2 separate regions of the Mus musculus genome follow, and region 2 is linked to region 1. A link is a contact called in ENCODE Hi-C or POLR2A ChIA-PET data. All regions are on one chromosome and are shown on one strand. The core of a region is the stretch at or near the end of the contact, and the rest is flanking DNA. Distances in the headings are between cores, read along the strand shown. Region 1 holds the start of Sh2b1 (SH2B adaptor protein 1). Region 2 holds the start of Ypel3 (yippee like 3).

Evidence for each region. A loop is a pair of places that touch in the nucleus more often than their neighbours do. ChIA-PET counts read pairs that join two places held with the same protein, here RNA polymerase II (POLR2A).
Region 2: a map of gastrocnemius shows a loop between it and region 1 (2.5-fold over the local background). The contact joins the promoter of Ypel3 here to the promoter of Sh2b1 in region 1. A Hi-C loop is called at or near these places in 2 of 37 maps with a recorded cell type or tissue (gastrocnemius and left cerebral cortex). POLR2A ChIA-PET finds 5 or more read pairs at or near these places in 1 of 5 experiments (Patski).

The regions. Positions count from the first base shown.
Region 1 is chr7:126,473,860-126,476,998 of GRCm38, reverse strand. Sh2b1 (SH2B adaptor protein 1) reads left to right here and starts at 1,869. Exons shown (of 9, transcript NM_001289541.1): 1 at 1,869-2,003.
Region 2 is chr7:126,775,302-126,778,648 of GRCm38, reverse strand. Ypel3 (yippee like 3) reads right to left here and starts at 1,686. Exons shown (of 5, transcript NM_025347.3): 1 at 1,546-1,686; 2 at 696-878; 3 at 552-595; 4 at 235-343. The coding sequence starts at 812. Gdpd3 (glycerophosphodiester phosphodiesterase domain containing 3) reads right to left here. Exons shown (of 10, transcript NM_024228.2): 10 at 3,004-3,195. The coding sequence ends at 3,022.

The DNA of each region.
Region 1 (3,139 bases), core at 620-3,119:
TGTGATACAGCCTGGGTGATTTAAGACTGGCTAAGCCACAGGTCTGGAGAGAGAGTTCAGTAGTTAGGAGCACATGGTACTCTTGCAGTGGGCCATTTATATACAGATAAACCACACAGATATGGAACATAATTTTTAAAAAATCTTTTAAAAACAAAAGACTGAGTACACCAGAACTTGTCTGTTTTTTTCTAAGATTTTCTAACTCCATGGGGGCAAGATGGCACCTCTAGACAAACGTTCGTTATGTGCAACAAGTTCTTTATCTATATCCATCTTCTGGGTCACTTGCCTCTGGGTTCCAGGATAGCACTTGATCTAGTCAGCTAGTTGGCTTTGGAGATTTTTAATTTTTTTTTTTTTAAATTTTGAGACATGGTTTTCATTGTTTATCCCTGGCCATCCTAGAACTTGCTGTATATACCAGGCTGGCTTAGAACTCAGATATCCACCTGCCTCAGCCTCCAAAGTGCTGGGATTAAAGGCATTGCTCCTTACTGCCTGGCTTAAATTTTCCAAAATTAATATTATTTTATCTTATATGTGCGTTTTGCCTGCCTGCGTGTATGTACGTGTCCCTGTTGAGGTCATAAGGCATCAGATCCCCTGGAGCTGGAGTTATAGTCAGTTCTGAACCACCATGTGGTTGCGGGGCCTCTGCAAGAGCTGCTAGTCTTTTAATCACTTAGCTCTCTTTCCAGCAGTGTGACTTATTTACATTTTATTACCACTTTGTTTATGTGTATGTGATGGGGGGGGGGTATCACACATGTGTGGTGTGTGTGCCATGTTCTAAGTCAGAAGCCAACTTTCCAACATCCTTTCTCTTTCCACAGTGGGTTATGGGGAGGGAATTCTGGCTAATCAGGTTTGCATAGAAAACACAAGCACTTTTACTGAAAAGGCATCTCACTAGCCTAATTCTGAAAATTTTATTGATGATCTTAGAAAGAGTGATACTCCTTACACTGAGTTGCTTAACTATTAGGATTTAAATTTGAATCTATGGAAAACCATCTTGCCACACCAAGAAGACTAGAGCCCCTCTGTGGGTGAAAGCGACCGACCGCACGAGTAGAGTACAATCACAGATGACAAGCTATAGACATAATCTTTTGGGCCCTGTCAATGATCCCAATCTACTCTGGCCTTTTCAATTACTTCAGCTGTAGTGACGCTGGATCAATGCGAGCTTGGGTTGCTAGAAGGTATTTGTGCGCAAGGTCTCAACAGCACTTTGTACCTTACTTCGTCATCCCTCTAACTTGCCCTGAAGCCTCTCTTGAACTTCAAGCTCTATCTCTATGTACCTACTGATGACCCGCAAGCATGTCCAAAACTGACCTCACTATTGCTGTCCCAACTTTAGTTCCCGTCTAAGGTAGAGCCCTCCAGGACCACCTTGTCCCTTTCCCCTAAAAGACCAAGGTCGTTAAGTTCAGGCTCCGCCCACTCCACTCGGCCTCCCAAGGTCACCGCTACATCGCTCGCCAGATCCCTGGGGGCGGTGTCCGTGTACCCCTCGATGCAGGGCCAGGCGCTCTAGGCTGCAGCCAGCTCTTCAAAGAGCTTTATCATCTCGCTGATTTCTTTTAGTGGGCGGCTACTCTCTCCGCTCAAGTGGCTTCTCTATGGTTAACTTCTCGCCTTTGTCTAGAATTTGCTTCGGATGACGGACCCAACGCCTTCCCACAGCTGCCTCAGTGGTTCCTTTTAGGTACAACTGCCGAAGCCACGGGAGCTTAGTGAGACCTGTGTTGGCGTAGCTCCTGAAAACCTCGGCGCCGAGAACGATGGCGGAAGTGAATACGAAGGTGCCCTCCTTCTTACTGCTCTTCTCTATGGTCGCTTCCTTCCGCGTCGGGGAACCCGTCCCAGCGCCTGCGCAGAAGCGCGTGCTGGGAGCCCGTCGCGGAGGCGGGGGGCACAGGGAGCGGGAGCTGCGGCCGTCGCCGCCGCCGCCGCTGCCGCCGCCGGAGCTAAGCGCGGGGACCGAGATGCAGGTGGGACCGGAACCGGAACCCCCCTCTTCAAGTGCCTCTTTCCTCTCCGGACTCGACCCTGTCGTCTGAGAAGCCTGGGCGGGGGTGGGCGTGGGGGCTCGGGGCTGGAGGGGTGCTCGGCTCCCGAGAGGGCAGCAGATAGTTGGTCCCTCGGAGGCTCCGGCCCAGGGGCTTGTGGAGGGTGTCCAACGACTAGGATCGGGTCCGAGTGATTAACCACGGGGCCCGGAGGGTCCGAACCTGGAGCGCAGCCTGCACCCTCCACCACCCGCCCTTCTGGAATGTCAGAACTAAGCCAAGAGGCAGGTGCACCGGAAAACTGTGACTGAGCCGTCTTGGCAGAAGAGAAACTGAGTCACCAGTCCAGGAACCGCAGGGTCAGCGGGCCTGAAGGGGGCTGGGTCGGCCAGTAGTGCTGAGGGCTGGGTGGGCCTGTGTGAGCCGAGGTAGCCTCTGGCTGGGGACTGTCTCTGCCGTGCCTGCGCCTCTTGGCCCCGATTCCCCTGTGCTCTGTGACTCCCGCATCTCCTGGCTGCTTCTCCCTGGTTTGGAGTTGTCCCTGTGGTTGGAGCCATCGGAGTATGTAGGAAAGGCCAAGGAGGAAGGGGAGGGGGGGGGGGTCTCTGACTTGCAGCTTGGTTGTAGGCTTGATGAAGAGGCTGGCATCACTGATAGTTTGGGTAGACTTTCCTGAGCCGTCCAGAGGTGTCTCCTTTCAGTCGATCATAGGGCAGGACCACTCACCAAAGAGCCACCGGTTGTAAATTACATATGGAGCTCTGTCACTTTCTAGCTGTGATGTAAGAGTTGGGGCACCCGCAGAAGCGCTTCCTTTCTGGAGCGCAAATGGGACCCATCATACTGTCCTCCCCCATAAAAAATAGTTACAGTGGCAGTGATGTCTTGTGTGCTTACTGTGGAAAGCATAGACATGTTCCTTGTCATTTCATTTCTCCTGACAACTGTAGCAGGTAGCGGTTAGTAACTGTGTTTTACAGAGACAAAAGCTAGGTTCACACAGCTAACAGGTGGACTGAGCTGGGGCTTGAGTCCAAAACTCACAGGTACACTCCCCAGGGAGTGAAAATTCCTGAGCCCCGGCTCCGTGCGATGCCTTACTTCTGTGGCTAGTAAAG
Region 2 (3,347 bases), core at 437-2,936, 300 kb before region 1:
CAATTGATAAATGGTGATTCTACATGATGCTAATCATCTAGGACAGGGGTGCAAATCCTTCGAGGGAAGAGAACACCCTCAAAGCCCTGCAATGGACAAACGCCAGTCACTGGGGAAAGAAAGCCAGTTTGTGCTGGGCCACTGGTACTCTGAAAGGCAAAGGCAGATACTTTTAAGGAAGAAGGGATGAGGTTAGGTCAAAGGCCAGCCTAGGGTCAGAGATCTCAAACTCACATATTTCCAGCCCAAAGTGGTCTTGCAGTTCTCACAGTGGATGTCAGCGACAGCATGAAGACCTGTCAGCAGCACCCGCTCTTCTGCTGGCCCGCAGCCCACATTCACTCTGTGGGGACAAAGGGTAGTCCCAGGGAGGGTCTCAGCAGCCCAGAGCCACCCTCTAGCTAGTATGTTAAGTGTCTGGTCTTAGCCTCTAAGAGGAGCCTGATCATGGCTTCCTGTCAGAAACAAGGGACTCTGGGAATATCAGCATACCAGGGAGTCACAGGTCACAACAGAGGTCAGGAAAAGAAAGGAAGGAGATGAATACTCACACAGAGTTGAAGAGGTAGGCACGTCCCTGACTGCCCTGGAAGGACTGGAGGGTAGTGGGGAGACGAGAGGAGGGGGTTAGGGCTATTGGTGGGGAGTTGCCAGGCAGCCCATTGCCATTCTAGACTAAAATGTGACCTGCTTACCTTGGAGATGAGGTCGTCGTGGTTGGCCAGGTGAGCACGGCAGTGGGCACAGCTATACCTCCGGTGACAGTCATCCAAGTAGGCCTGAAACGTCTTGGGCTTTGAAATCCGCACCATGGCGGGGGCCAAGGGCAGTGGCCCCACGCGGGGAGCGGCCCACGGGGAGCAGAGGGAGCCCAGTGCCTGCCAGGAAGGAGAGGTGGACGATCAGGACTAAGGCCACACACATGTAGACAAGCCCAGAACTATGGGGACTCTGTCACACTTGGCTGCTCTCTCCTTTCCCTAGAGCCAGCAGTCTCACCAGGGACCAGAGTCATCTCAGTTTTGACTCACTGAGGAGGCCTCAGGTTGCATCAGCGGGTAAACTGAGGCTAGGAGGAGCTCTAGGTGAGTCACCCACCAGCTTCTGGCCTCACCCCTGCTGAGCTGGCATCTGAACTGGCATCTGAAACGTGAAGAAGGGGCTTCAGAGTGGATGGGCTGCCAGTTTTCAGTTTTGAGGAATGGGGGGGGGGGGCAGAAACTGACTGGTCCTTGGGACCCTAGTTGGACTAGTGATAGGGCAAATGTGGGGTATATGGAGTTCGCTTGGGGAAAGGGTCTCTCACCTGGAGGAGGCAGGCCTCCCCAAAGGAAGAGGGTCCCCTAGAGAGAGGAGGGGTTTTTACCTGCAGGCGCTGAGCCTCATCTCCGCCGAGGGGAATCTTACCTGCATCGCCAAGCCTTACCTGAGACCCCGGGGCTCACCTGGGGCGAGGGGATGGGGGCGTGCGCGGGGGAAGGGGCAGTCCTCGCTTGCGGGGCGGGGGCGCGGGGCAACGCGCAGAGACGTCGGTCCAGGCCTCACCTCGCCTGGGCGCGTGGAGGGCCCGGTCCGCGGGGTGGCCTGGCCTGGGAGTGGGGGGCGCTCCTGATGGGCGCCGTCCCCCCCGGCCCGGTTCACAGCCGCCTCGACTTGTTTACACCGAGACCAGCTGCTGCCGCGGCTGCGGCGGGAGGGGGAGGGGGCCGGCCTCCTGTCCCGGCGGCCTTCGTGGCCAATCGGAGCGCCTCATGCAAATGAGGGGGCGCGTCATACGGCGGCCAGCGCAGGCTGGGCTGCCCTTCCCCCTGCTCCGGGCTCCCGCTAGCCGTCTCGCCCGGAAATGCGGCTACGACTTGCAGCCTAACCCAGAGGCTAACCCGGGCGTGATTGCACCTCTGCTGCTCTGCTATCTCGGGTGCTCAGAGACAAGGATCCTAACCCGGCATGGGGCTAATAAGAGCGTGTTATCTGTATGCAAACCCCTGGGAAATAGTCGTAATTGTCTTCGTTTATCCACAGACCACTGTCTCCATTTGACCAGTTTCCTGAGGCTTGGAGAAGAGATCCTCTCCAGAGATTATCCAGATGGTAAGAGTCAAAGTTGGAATTCACACTTTTCCCAAGCACGTGGAACAGATTGTTAGAAGGGAACTAAAGGTGTCCTTCTATTAGACTCCCAGGAACCAACGCTTTAAAAATCTCTACTGCTGAGCATCATCTGCTCCAGGCATTCTCTGGTATGCCTGACCTCGAGGTTTCTGTAGGTCTGACCCCAGTGAAAATGTCTGTTTAATCGTGTGTCTGGTATACTTAGACTTGTGTTCACTGCAGAGTCCCAGGAACCAGGCAGGCTTGAAAAGTGCTGCACTGGGAATATTTATTAAATGAACTCCAATGTTGGAGATCAGAAAGTGGACAGCAGGTACTGTGGGAGAGCCTGCGAGCTAATCCATGCCTGCCTGCTGCAGTACAGCTCAGCACATAAGGTGCCCAACATCAGTAACATGAGGAAATTCCGTCCCTTGCATATGCCTGGGTCTCTTAATGGTTTCAGGACAACCACTCATCTCTGAATCTCTAGAGTCTAGGTCCAGGACGCTTGGGCTAGCATGCTTTAGAGTGGAGGCCAAGCTGGCACAGGGTGTGGTGCCACTCTGCTGGGTCTGGAATGTAGTGGAACAAGTGGGCCAGCCTACTGACACCCCCAGGCTTTTATTTGCAGGGGTGTCAGTGGGCAGAGTCTCACTTTGTAGCCCTGGCATTATAACTCACAGAAATCCACCTGCCTCTGCCTTCCAAGTACTGAGGTTAAAGCCTAGGCCTAGCTCACCACAGGCTTTCTTGATCTCTCCTAAGATGCTATGTGCACTTGCTTGCAGTAAACTCTGAGCTGCATTCATGGTATGCAAGCCTTCTACCACCAACTTCCATCCCCAGCCGCTAATGCCATCTTTTTAGCCTCCCGAATCGACCCTCCAACCCCTTGTTCCATGAACTATGTTACTGACAAGAAAATATTTATTTTTTAAGAGAAAGACAGGACAGGGCCTCAGGCTGAGGAGGCTGGGTCTCTTCTTCCTGCTTGTCCAGGTAGTGTCTCAGGGCTGTGGGGTAATCGGTCATGACGCCATTGGCTCCCAAGCTGAAGGCCACTTCAAAATCCGATTCTTCATTAAGGCACCAAAATAGCACCTGAACAGAGGAAGAAAACAAGTTAGTTTCCAAACACCAACCCCAAGCTTCCTTTCGCGTCCAGGAGGTGGCAGCCCCTCCTTCTGCACAGACCTCCCAGAACCGGGTGTCCTGGAGCTGATGGTTATCTTTTTTAGAAATTTCCAAATTGG